Regions from separate parts of the Homo sapiens genome. Here all the other regions are linked to region 2. A link is a contact called in ENCODE Hi-C or POLR2A ChIA-PET data. All regions are on one chromosome and are shown on one strand. Each heading gives the region's core, a stretch centred on a gene start or an enhancer-like site at or near the end of the contact. The rest is flanking DNA. Distances are from core to core; before and after follow the strand shown. Region 1 has its middle 44 kb from the start of MIR8071-1. Region 2 has its middle 5.6 kb from the start of MIR4539. Region 3 has its middle 34 kb from the start of TMEM121.

Region 1 (4,019 bases), core at 103-2,602, 270 kb after region 2:
GCCCAGCAGCCGTGGGGAGCACTGCCCAGTCCCGTGCCCACAGGGAATCACCTGGGCTGAGGAAGGGCCCACACGCCGACGGGATCGGGGTCAGGCAGCGCACGCCTGGCACCGAGATCCCACGTCCCGAAGTGGGGACACGGCCCAGGGGCACTGTTCCGGGAGGGTCTCAAGATGGGGTCTCCTATTTCAATCTTCACTCCTTCTGCACCTGTTAGCTGGGAACCTTCTAGAAGGAGGGGTGTCCTCAATCATGGGGTGGTTGTGAGCTGAGCACAGATCATGCAGGAAGGTACATGGCTTCTCCTTCACCAGGAAAACAGTGCAGAGAGACAGAGACACAGAGACAGAGACAGAGTAACAGAGAAAGACAGACGAGAGAGAGACACAGAGACACAGACAGAGTAACAGAGAAAGAGAGACAGAGAGAGACAGAGACAGAGACAGAGTAACAGATAGAGTCACAGAGAGACAGAGAGAGAGACAGAGTAACAGAGAAAGACAGAGACAGAGACAGAGACAGAGTCACAGAGAGACAGAGACAGAGAGAGAAACAGAGACACAGAAAGAGACATGCAGACACAGAGACAGAGATGAGGAGTTACAGAGAGACAGAGAGATAGAGACAGAGATAGAGAGACAGAGACAGAGAGAAAGAAACAGATACAGAAAGAGACATTGACAGAGACAGAGAGAAAAACAAAGACACAGAGACAGACACACACAGAGACAGAAAAAGACAGAGATAAAGTTACAGAGAGACAGAGATACACAGAGACAGAGAGACAGATAAAGAGAGACAGAGATACAGACAGAGACAGAGAAAAACAGAGATAGAAACAGAGAGACAGAGATAAAGTTACAGAGAGAGAGAGCAAGACAGAGATAAAGAGAGACAGAGACAGAGTGAGAGAAACAGAAGCAGTAAGAGATAAAGAGAGTTACAGAGACAGAGATAGAGAGAGATCAAGAAAGAGAGACAGAGATAGAAAGATACACACAGAGAGATAGAGATACAGAGAGACAGAGATAGAGAGACATATAGAGAGACAGAGATAGAAAGATACACACAGAGAGACAGAGATACAAAGAGACAGATAGAGAGTCACTGTCACATTCATACCCACGCTCACACACTCACACTGAGCTTCCCTCAAGCCCTGTCACTTCCTATGGGGCCCACGGCATGTCCAAGCCTCTGGGCCACCAGCCTCATGGCTCACTGCTGTGTGCCCACCACACCCCGCCTCAGAGGTCCCCTCTGTGAGCTGGGCACGTGCCCTACACTCTGCTCATGGGTGGTCTGGGGAAACAGGGCCCACCCAAGGCCTGGCTCAGGAAAGGCCCCAAACACACATGGCCCAGCAGCAAACGGGCAGAGCTCAGCCTGCAGCTGGGAGCGGCGGAGCGGGTGCTGGGCCAGAGCCGGGGCCTGTCTGTGGGTGGGGGGCACGGCAGCACGGGCCCACCTGCACCCCCCAGGCCTGGCCCCCAAGGTCACTGGGCCACCACCCAGCCCTCGCCCTGTTCCCTGTCTGTGCTGACCGGGGCAGGGCTCTGAGCCTCGGGGAAACCCACAGACCCACATGGGATGGAGAGACAGAGATAGAGAGAGACAGGGAGAGACAGAGAGAGATAGAGAGACAGAGATAGAGACAGAGATACAGAGACACAGAGAAAGACAGAGAGAGATAGAGACAGAGAGATACAGAGAGACAGAGAAAGAGATAGAGAGACAGAGATAGAGACAGAAAGACAGAGATAGAGATAGAGATGAAAGACAGAGATACAGAGAGACAGAGAAAGACAGAGAGATAGACATGAGAGAGACAGAGATAGAGATACAGAGAGACAGAAAGAGAGATAGAGACAGAGCGATAGAGATAAGAGAAAGACAGAGACAAAGAGATACAGAGAGTGAGAGAGACAGAGAGAGAGATAAGAAGAGAGACTGAGATAGAGACAGAGAGACAGAGAAAGACAGAGTTAGAAAGGCAGAGAAAGACAGACAAAGAGAGATAGAGAGAGGAGAAGAGAAACAGAGACAGACAGCAACAGAAAGACAGAGAGGTATATACAGAGAGGAAGAGACAGAGACAGAGACAGACTCAGAAAGACAAAAAGAGACAGAGAAAGAAACAGGGAGAGAGAAAGACAGATATAAGGAGAGATAGAGAGAGGCAGAGCTACAGAGAGGAAGAGACACAGACAAACAGAGAGACATACAAAAACAGAGACACCAAATGACACAGACAGGCAGAGACAGACAGAGATGAAGAGACAGAGAGACAGAGACAGAGGCAGAGAGACAGAGAGACACACACAGGAAGAGACAGATGAGAGAGACAGATATAGACAGAGATACAGAAAGAGACAGAGAGAGACATACACAGGGACACGAACAGACAGACAGAGATACAGAGGCAGAGAGACAGAGATATAGACAGAGACATGGAAAGACAGAGAAGAGAGAGACACACACACAGGGACACAAAGAGGCTGAGATATAGACAGAGATACAGAAAGAGAAGCAGAGAGACAGAGAGAGACACACACAGGGACACGAAGAGACAGACAGAGAGACAGAGGCAAAGAAAGGGACACAGCAAAGGGACAGGCACAGAGGGAGGGATAGACGGGAAGAGAGACGGAGGGATAGAGACAGACACGGGGGAGAGATGGATGGAGAAAGGAGGCACAGACGGAGACACACAGAAAGAGAGAGAGGCCAAGACAGGCAAGATGGCGGGACAAAGCCCAGCAGACGGGCTTGACAGAGATGAGTCAGAGACACCGACAATGGGACAGAGACAGAGATTCGGGCAGGGAGATACCTTCAGAGAGGCAGAGAGACAGGGAGACAGAAGGGTGGCCAGAGACAGGGACAGCGGGAAAGATGGAGCTGGAGGCTCAGATGGAGACGGGTGTGACAGAGCTGGGAGCAGGGAGGCCACAGCCCACGCAGTCCGGGTGCTGCACCCACCACGGCCCCCAGGCCCGGAGACCCAGCCCCCATCACCATGTAACCTCAGGCCATGTCCCTGGCCCTGCTGAGCCTCAGTGTTCTCTCTGTACAGTGGGGACCACCAGGCCATGAGGGTGGGGGAGGTGCGGGCCTGCACCAGACAGGCCTTGTACCAATCGGGCTGCCTGTGCCCAGGCCACCAGGGCCACCTCCGCTCAGCCTCCTTGGGGCTTCTGGGGTGGGGGTTGGCTGGGGGCCCTGCCAGCGTTGGCTCCCCTGCCCTTCCTGCCAACCTGGGGGCTGCCCCTGGGTCCTGGTCCCAAAGATGGCAACAAGTTCAGAACCACTGAATTCAATAAAGTTGACGTTTGCAGGGTGGTCCCAGTGTCAGTAACCCAAGTGGGCCTGTCCTGGGGGAGGGGGCGGGTGTCCCCGAATCTGGAGGCCTGAGCCAGCCTGGCCACGCTGTGGTGGGGGGGTGTCCCCGAATCTGGAGGCCTGAGCCAGCCTGGCCACGCTGTTGGGGGGGGGGGTGTCCCTGAATCTGGAGGCCTGAGCCAGCCTGGCCACGCTGGGGGAGGGGGCGGGGGGTGTCCCCGAATCTGGAGGCCTGGGCCAGCCTGGCCACACTGGGTGGGTGGCGGCTGCAGCTGCAGGTGGAGAATCGTGCAAGCTATTTCTGGAAACAGCCTCAGAGGGCAAGAAACATGTTTTCGGTGTGGAACAAACAACCATTTGCATGTGCCCTGAGGGCCAAGTCTGCCCAGAATGAGTCACTCAAGGAGAAACAGATCAGAGCCCTCACACCTGCCTGGGGGAGGGGTGGGCGCCGCTCCAGGGACCTGCTGTTGGGCCCAGAGATGCCGAAAACTCAGCCCACCCGGCCGCCATGGCAGGACCCACTTTCCTCACCAGCTTGCCCCTAGGTGGGACCCACAGGACCCCTGGGAAGCCCTCAGCAGCCCTTGGGCAGGTCCCACCCTGCAGAGAACGCGAAGGCTCAAAGGCCCACTCGGGCTGAGACCGCAGGGAGCCCTGGGCCGCTTGGATGCAG
Region 2 (4,037 bases), core at 840-3,339:
CAGGCATGTGTGGATACACATGGACAGACACGGACACACACAAACACATGGACACACAGAGACGTGCTAACCCATGGGCACACACATACACAGACATGGACCCACACACAAACATATGTGGACACACATGTACAAACATGCACAGGCACACAAAGAGAACACTGACTACAGGCACACACACACACGGGCACACACATGGATATGTGCACACATGGACACATACATGTGCAGGACATGCACACACACAGACACACTAGCACAGAGGCATACACACACAGACACACACATTCACAAACACACATGTGCATGCAAACACACACACATGTACAGACACAAGTACATGGACACATGCACACCCAGAGACACACTGACACAGACACACAGGAGCATGTGATACACTAACACGTGGACACACACGTCTACCCACAGGCACACAACAGATGGACACGCGTACACAGACATGCACACACCCACAGGCACAACACGTGCGCATGCCGGCCGGCCCCCGCCAACATTCTCCCAGGGCCCTGCCGGATACTCTGTCCCTGCAGCAGTTTGCTCCCTGCGCTGTGCTGGCACCGGGGCTTTGGGCCCAGGCTCTGCTTGTCCTTCTGTCTCTGCTTGGAGGTGCTGCCATGGCACCCAGCTTGTGCTCTGCCTGGGGAGCGGAGGCCCCAGGGATAGCATGTGACCCCTGCTGAGGCCAGGCTCCTGATGAAGGCAGCAGATAGCCCCCACACCCACCGGTGAGCAGAACCAGAGCCTGTGCCATGTGCTGAGAGCAGGCAGTGACTAAGCATATGGGCCCAGAGGGCAGAGTGGCTGCCCTGGGCAGCTGCTCCTCTTAGCAGGAGGCCTCAGGAGATGAGCTAGAGCAAGTCTGCCCCTGCAAATACCACCTGCTCCCCAACCCACAGCAGGGAGCAGGCGAGGTCAGACAGCAGCAGCCCGGGAAGGACCGAGCCCCAGCAGGGAAGGCAGGGCCCGAGTGAGGTCTCCACACCCAACGCACAGTGCTGTCTCTAACTGGGGCCACCTCCGAGTCCCCGCCACACTCTTGGCCCTTTGGAGTCCTGGGCTCCAGGTGTCTCCCAAGGGCCCATCTGTGCAGGGGATGCAACCCCCCGAATGTCCTCATCCCACTGTGGAGCTCAGGTCTCTGTCTGCTCCCTGGGTCCTGGCAGGGTAGGACAAGTCCGCCAGGATGTCCCCATGCAGACTCTGCTCCAAGAGGGAGCTGGAGAGTCAGGGCCTTGGTGAGGGAGTCAGGATCGGGTTCCCCCCAGCTCAGTCCTCCCACCTGCCAGCCCCCACAGCACAGGGCAGGGCCACACCCCCTGCTTCCCCCTCCAGGAGAGTCAGGACATGCTGGCCGCTGCTCCGCTGGGGCCCCGCCCTCCAGCCCCCACCTTGGTCTGTGTGCTGCATCCCCCACGCTCTCTCTGCCACCCCAGGACTCTGAGGAAAAGACCTCAGAGTCCCAGCCCTGCCCAGTCTCGGCCTGTGCCCCCGCTGCATCAGGCTTTCAGGGGCCCAGCCCATGCCCTGGGCAGTGCCCGAGCCCCCCTGCACTTGCTCTCCCCACCCCTGGGTGCAGCACAGCCTAGGGGCCAAGGGTGGGCCTAGAGGATGGGCCCCGGGGGGGCTTTGCTGGGTGCCACCCCAGCCTGACCCTATTCCCCCGTGCTGTGTCTCCTGCAGAGGGGGAGGTGAGCGCCGACGAGGAGGGCTTTGAGAACCTGTGGGCCACCGCCTCCACCTTCATCGTCCTCTTCCTCCTGAGCCTCTTCTACAGTACCACCGTCACCTTGTTCAAGGTAGCACGGCTGTGGCACAGGGAGGAGGGTGCAGGGCGAGTGTGGGGCCCAGGGAGCAGCCTGGGCTGGACGTCTAGCCCGGAGGCCCCCACACCACCCCACTGGGTCATCTCTGCCCCGGCTCCCTTCCCGACCACGGGGAAAGCATTTCACACTGTCTCTGTTGCCTGTAGGTGAAATGATCCCAACAGAAGAACATCGGAGACCAGAGAGAGGAACTCAAAGGGGCGCTGCCTCCGGGTCTGGGGTCCTGGCCTGCGTGGCCTGTTGGCACGTGTTTCTCTTCCCCGCCCGGCCTCCAGTTGTGTGCTCTCACACAGGCTTCCTTCTCGACCGGCAGGGGCTGGCTGGCTTGCAGGCCACGAGGTGGGCTCTACCCCACACTGCTTTGCTGTGTATACGCTTGTTGCCCTGAAATAAATATGCACATTTTATCCATGAAACTGCTTTCTGGTGAGGGTTTTTGTTTCTTTTTCAAAACTTTCCTGCTACATGGGCATCTCAAGGGGGACCCCAGTTCCAAAGGGAGCTGTGGAAAAGAGCGCTGGGTCAGCCAGCGCAGGGGGTTTCGAGGAAAGCCACGTGCCCAGGAAAGGGGCCGCAGAAGCAGGTGGGCCAGACTCAGACTCGGGGCATGCCCAGCCTGATGGAAGGAAGGGGACTGAGCAGGAGAGGGTTCCAGGCCTGGTCCTCCAAGCACAGCCTGAATTGAGAGACTGGGGCTCAGGCCTCGGGGGCCTCTGTGTGTGCTCCACATGCCTACAACTGCCCGGGTCACCTTGCCACCCTTCCCAGCAAGCCCAGACAGTTCTTGGCCTTGCCCCAAACCTTCATGATGTGTGGTGCACGCCACCGGGATCCAGGAGGTGCAGGCTGAGCCCTCGAGAGCATGTGGGCCTCACCGGGATCCAGGAGGTGCAGGCTGAGCCCTCGAGAGCATGTGGGCCTGTCTGCACAGTGTGGGGGCCTTGCACTCCACAGGAGCACAGGGGTGGGGTAGCAGTCGCGCCCGTGGCAGGGGAGTGGAAGTTGGAGCAAAAGTTTCAGGTGAACGAGTGTCTTAGTCTAATTGGGCAGCTATCACAAAACACTATCGGCTGCAAAGCTTGAGCAACAGACATTTGCCTCCCACAGCGCTGGAGGCTGAAAGTCTAAGATCAAGGCGCCGGCAACTTCAACGTCTGGCGAGGGCCAATTCCCAGCTCAGAGACGCGCCTCCTCACTGCATCCTCGCGCAGCCGAAGATGGTGAAGGAGCTCTCAGGGTCTCTGTCATACAGGCACTAAGCCCGTCACGAGGGTCTCTCTCATACAGGCACTAAGCCCGTCACGAGGGTCTCTCTCATACAGGCACTAAGCCCGTCACGAGGGTCTCTCTCATACAGGCACTAAGCCCGTCACGAGGGTCTCTCTCATACAGGCACTAAGCCCGTCACGAGGGTCTCTCTCATACAGGCACTAAGCCCGTCACGAGGGTCTCTCTCATACAGGCACTAAGCCCGTCACGAGGGTCTCTCTCATACAGGCACTAAGCCCGTCACGAGGGTCTCTCTCATACAGGCACTAAGCCCGTCACGAGGGTCTCTCTCATACAGGCACTAAGCCCGTCACGAGGTCCTCATCATTGCCCAGATGCTAGGGCTCCCAGTGCCATCCCCTTGTGGATGAGGATGGGGGGCGTGACCATGTCGTCCTTAGAAGCCGTTAGGGAATGCATAGTGGGGAGGACAAGTCTCTGCCATCACCCTGAAGATGGGCAGGTGGTGGCCAGGCTTGGGGCAGTGCCGAAAAATGACTCCCCAGGTAGGTGGGAGCAGGATCAAAGAGCAGGGGATTTTTTCAGAGATGGCAGCCAAGCCAAAGTTGGGGGCTCATGCCAGGAGGCTCACTTGGCCATGGTGCAGTCACCCAGGGGTGACCCACAGTCCATGGCAAAGTCAAGGACAGCAGTGGCTGTGAGACCAGGGTGGAGGCAGGTGGCTGGGGGGAGAGGACCAGGCTGGAAGGACTGGGCAGACCCCAAGGCCATAGAAGTGTCCTAGAGGAAGCATCCAGGATGGCGTCTTGGGAGGGCTCATAAGCTGGGGGCCCAGAAGGAGGACATTTCAGGTTCTGAGGAGCAGCCTGGCACTTGCTCTGAGCCAGCTGTCATGGGTATCTGGGGGCTGCTGGGTACAAGTTGTGTCCCTCCCACTAAATGTGCTCTCCACATGGACCCGGC
Region 3 (4,409 bases), core at 1,670-4,169, 290 kb after region 2:
CACCACCTGCCCAGGGCTCCCCCAGGCTCCCACACCAGCCGTGGGGGTCTCTCAGGCAGGCCGGCCAGGTGGCACCACGGCTCCCCCAAGGGCAGCAGGTCAGGCGTGAGCATTGCCGTCTCCCATCCCCTCCTGCTGAGCCCCCACAGGAGCCTGGCAGCCCGATCCTGTCACCATAGTGAGGGCAGCTCCTGGCCCACCAGGCCCAGTCCACACCAGCCGGCCGCAGGCAGCGTGTCTGGGAGACACCCCAGGCCGCCCACCGCCCAGCAGGGGACAAGCCAGCCCCCAGACCCGTGCCCTGCACAGGGGGACGGGGCTCAGACCCAGGCTGCCCTTGACAGCAGGAGCTGTGGTGGGCCCACGGTGGGGACCACTGGGGACAGGCCTGGGGGCACACAATGCTCCTGAGGGGCCTCAGGCTGCGTCCTGGGTTGGGGCACTGTTCTGTGAGTAGGTGACATGTCACCTTGAAAGGGCTTCTATTTCACTAAGAGAAAAGGTGGAGGCTTTCCTGGGGGAGGGCGGTGCGGTGTTGTGTGGGACAGTGAGAGAGGGACCACCAGCACAGACAAAGGAGAGGAAAGTGCAGGGGGGGTGGGGGCTGCAGGGACAGAGGCTTGGGGAGGCGCTGGAACCGCAGGGCGCGGGCCTGGGGGGCCCACACGCCACCTCGAGGGACCGCACCTGGGGACCACAGACGCAGGCCCACTCGGGCTCTGGAGGGCCCTCCTGGGGCTGCCTGGCCACGCTCTCTCTCTCCTGGTCCCAGATCCCCTCCACGGCCCCTCCCCACCCGTCCATCCAGAAGTTGCCCAGGGCTGGTCAGAAGGGGCCACATGACACCCCCAGGACAGGCTGGAAGTGGAGGGATCGTGGTCCCGCAGTTCAACTCCCACCCGGCACTCCCCACTCAACATCACTTAGGACAGTTATATTGTTTCGGGTTCTTTTTTTTCTGTATTAAAAGCATTAACTTCCAATACTGCTTTTATAAAACACACATGCACTGTGGTGAGGACGTTTTGTTAAAATGAAAGGGACAAGCCGGGGCTGGACGGGGAAGCCCCCTGGTGGGGGGACACGGGAGGGGAACCCTGCACTCACAGAAAAGCCCCTCCATTCTTTGCACGTTTCAAATGTTGTATTTTCAAATATAATTAAGCGACGTGGGAGGAAGGGCACCGCGTGCTAGGCAGGAGCAGCCCCCTCCTGGGAGGGAGATGGCAGACAGGGGACAGGGTGGGGGACAGGGTGGGGGACAGGGTGGGGGACAGTGACCAGGTGAGGAAAGATGCGGGTCAGGGACTGGGGGTGCAAATGGGGAGGTGGTGGGGGACGAAGCCCCTCCAAACCTGACGCCCCGCCGCTTCCCGAGCCCGGGGTTCAGGGCTTCCTGTTTTCCTGTGTGATTATGAGCTCCTGCTCCTGCCCTCGCCCCACGCGCGAGTCTCCCCTGGAAGGATGTGCAAGCTTTTCACAAGCACCACAGACTCTTACAACCCGGGACCACCTGGGACCCCAGGCGGTCAGGACCAGGGCCACCCCACACGGCAGGCACCAGCGCTCCTGACCTGGGCTGCAGAACAGCCTGTGGTCAGGCAGGGGCTCCCACTGGCCCCTGTCCTCGGCAGGCCCTTCCCCAGGAGCAGCGTCCGGGAGCTCAATACAGGCTTGGGGGCTGCCCGTCCACCTGGGGAGGATCTTTGCAGGGCCCTTTCTTTCTCACTAAACAGCTTGCCTGTAGAAAGGAGAATTCGAAGGGATTTAAATCCAGTATTTTTACTGGTTTTCCCCGGGGCTAGCCAGGGTGTCTGCCCCACCTGCTGGTGGAAACGAAGTTCCCACTCTGGCCTTCTCCGTTAGGGCTTTATTTCATGGAGGTTGCATATGCCCGCCTCCCTGCAATGCGATGGTGAGGCCAGGGACTGCGGATGGGGCAAGGCCTGGAAGGGTGTGACTGTCTGTGAGGTGGGGATGGGCCTGCAGAGGGACGTCCGGGAATACACGGAGGCGTCTCGCACCGACACCGGGGTTCACTGTGACGGGAGGGGCTAGAGACCATCTGAGTGGGCTGGAATGGGGGTTGTCGCACACCCCTCGGGGGTGGATGTGGGTGCCCAGCAAGAGAAGCAGACCCGGCCCCACAGGAGGCTGCAGATGGAAGCTTCAGAGGCGGCTCCGGGGCTGCCACAAACCCCGCCCCTCCACGTGCCTCCCTGTCCCGGGAGCCGCCCCTCTGACCCCCAGGCCCTTCCCCGGACGTCCCAGCTGCTCCACAGCCCAGGCTTCTCCCCTCCTGCCCCCATGGAACCCCCACCCTGGGCTGTCTGGGCCTGCCTAGCCGGCCGTGTGGGGTCCCCCAGGCCCGTGGCCCAAGCACCCATCTCCGTGTCCAGCGCCCAGCGCACTCGGACGTTTCACACGCGGGCCTCTGGGGAGGACCCCCAGGCACCGCCAGCCCAACCCCGGCGGCCGGAAACTGGACCCGCTGCGGCAGCCGCTGAGGCTCTGCTGCCCCCGTGTGGCCGACAGCAGCATCGAACGCCGCCGACCACGCGGCGCTTCCCGGGCTCGGGGCAGGGGCAGGGGCACGGGCAGGGGCACGGGCAGGGGCAGGGGCAGGGGCAGGGGCAGGGGCAGGGGCGCTCTCGGGGCCGGATCCCGGCTCTGCCTTGGGCTCAGGGCTGGGGCCCGGTCCGTGTCCAGCACTGTGATCCCCTCCCCTCCCCAGCGCCTGCCGCGGAGATGGCTGTGGCATCCGCGAACAGGCGTCAGCTTGTGGGGCTCTGTGGTCTGGGATCCCAGCCTCTGCCAAAGTCCTGCATTCCCTGGGTGTGGGGACGCTGTGACCTGGGGACGCTGTGACCTGGGGACGCTGTGGCCTGGGGGCCTTGCAGGGCTGCACCTGGGGCAGATGGGGAAGCTGGCCTGGGCTCCTCGGTGGGGCCCCGCGCCCCCCACTTCTGCCGGCAGCATCCGATGCTCCCTGACCCTGGTCAGGACCCTTCCTCCTGGCGTGGCCCAGTGTCCCCGCAGAAGCCCCAGAACGCGGCCTGCCCGGGAGCCGGCTCGGGCCTGGGGCCTGCGGGTCTTCACTATGGTCGCGAATGGACCCACGGGATGCTGCATGAGGCGCACGAGCTTGAGGCACCAGCCTCCGGCCACTGTCCCTGGAGGACAAGGGACGCGGCTCCGGAGCAGAGGGTCCTCCCCTGGGGATGCCCTCCCGGCGGCTGGGTGTGGGGCTGGGGGCTGTGCCCGGAAGTGGGTGGGTGGGAGAAGCCTCCTGAGCACAGAGGACAGCAGCCAGGCCCAGGCCCAGGCCCTGCAGGCCCCCAGGGGCTCCAGAGCCCCAGAGAGGAGGAAGGCCTCCGTGTGCTCACAATCAGCTCACACCCCGGGGAGGAACCTCAGAGGGTCGGGACAAGGAAAGGAAGGCCCCGGCCCAACATCGGGGTCTGGGCGCTGGTGGGACAGGGCAGGCTCAGCCTTGGGGCCGGTCAGGGCCCTGTTGGGGTTCGGGTCCCCCTGCCAGGTCCGCGTCTGCAGCCACAGCCCCTCAACCCCAGCAGGGACCCCAGAGACCGGCTCGGGACCCCCTGGTGGCCGTCTTGTGCCACTGCAGTTCTGCTGCTGAGAGGTTCCCGGGGTTCCCGGGGTTCCCGGGGTCCCTGGCCCGGCAGCCTCCTGGGCTCCCAGGCAGGCGCGCTCTGCCGTCCGCTCATGCGGGGACAGCGGACCTCAGAGGCAAGCCTCAAAGACGCGCCCAGATCAGGATCCCAGGAACCCAGCTCACATACAAATCAGAAAAGCCCTAAAGAAGCAGAAACAAGAATCAGTGAAACAAGAAACTATAGAATAAGAACCCAAACAAAAGCAAAATGTCGGCGTTATCAGACATAGAATATGCAATGTGTGCTTAAGAGGGTTTTTTTGTTTGTTTTGTTTTGAGATGGAGTCTCGCTCTGTCGCCCAGGCTGGAGTACAGTGGTGCGATCTCGGCTCACTGCAACCTCCGCCTCCCGAGTTCAAGCGATTCTCCTGCCTCAGCCTCCTGAATAGCTGGGACTACAGGTGCCCGCCACCACGCCCGACTAATTTTTTTGGATTTTTAGTAGACACGGGGTTTCACCGTGTTAGCCAGGATGGTCTCGATCTCCTGACCTCATGATCTTCCTGCCTCAGCCTCCCAAAGTGCTGGGATTACAGCGTGGCCACCACGCTCGGCCAAGAGATTTTTTAAACTTACTTACAGAAGCTATTCAAATATTACTGCAAAATGGGAAATTACTGCACATTGCATTTTGAAATGACCTGAGAGTTTTACGAAGAACTTCTAGAACTGAAAACCGTAATAGATGAGGCTAAAATAAGAATGGATGGGACAGGCAGCGCAGAGGACACGC

The links. Hi-C counts contacts between places; a loop is a spot of excess contacts on that map. ChIA-PET counts read pairs that join two places held with the same protein, here RNA polymerase II (POLR2A). Pooled maps may share reads with other maps.
Region 1: a loop to region 2 is called in a map with no recorded cell type, with 4 times the contacts of the local background. The contact joins two enhancer-like sites. A Hi-C loop is called at or near these places in 1 of 168 maps with a recorded cell type or tissue (GM12878), 14 of 37 single-sample maps with no recorded cell type and 5 of 50 pooled maps. POLR2A ChIA-PET finds 5 or more read pairs at or near these places in 4 of 52 experiments (B cell, GM10248, OCI-LY7 and 1 more).
Region 3: a map with no recorded cell type shows a loop between it and region 2 (5-fold over the local background). The contact joins two enhancer-like sites. A Hi-C loop is called at or near these places in 3 of 37 single-sample maps with no recorded cell type and 2 of 50 pooled maps. POLR2A ChIA-PET finds 5 or more read pairs at or near these places in 1 of 52 experiments (activated B cell).

Annotation. Positions count from the first base shown.
Region 1 is chr14:105,574,929-105,578,947 of GRCh38, reverse strand. No RefSeq gene overlaps it. Among named protein-coding and RNA genes, the nearest start is that of MIR8071-1, 44 kb to the left of the region's middle. Within about 2 kb of position 1,352, at least 4 of the 41 ENCODE cell types and tissues checked have a DNase peak (open chromatin) inside an H3K27ac peak, as active enhancers do; they include B cell and OCI-LY7, where a contact is called at or near this core.
Region 2 is chr14:105,849,928-105,853,964 of GRCh38, reverse strand. It overlaps IGH and IGHM. Among named protein-coding and RNA genes, the nearest start is that of MIR4539, 5.6 kb to the left of the region's middle. Within about 2 kb of position 2,089, at least 3 of the 41 ENCODE cell types and tissues checked have a DNase peak (open chromatin) inside an H3K27ac peak, as active enhancers do; they include B cell and OCI-LY7, where a contact is called at or near this core.
Region 3 is chr14:105,557,986-105,562,394 of GRCh38, reverse strand. No RefSeq gene overlaps it. Among named protein-coding and RNA genes, the nearest start is that of TMEM121, 34 kb to the right of the region's middle. Within about 2 kb of position 2,919, at least 2 of the 41 ENCODE cell types and tissues checked have a DNase peak (open chromatin) inside an H3K27ac peak, as active enhancers do.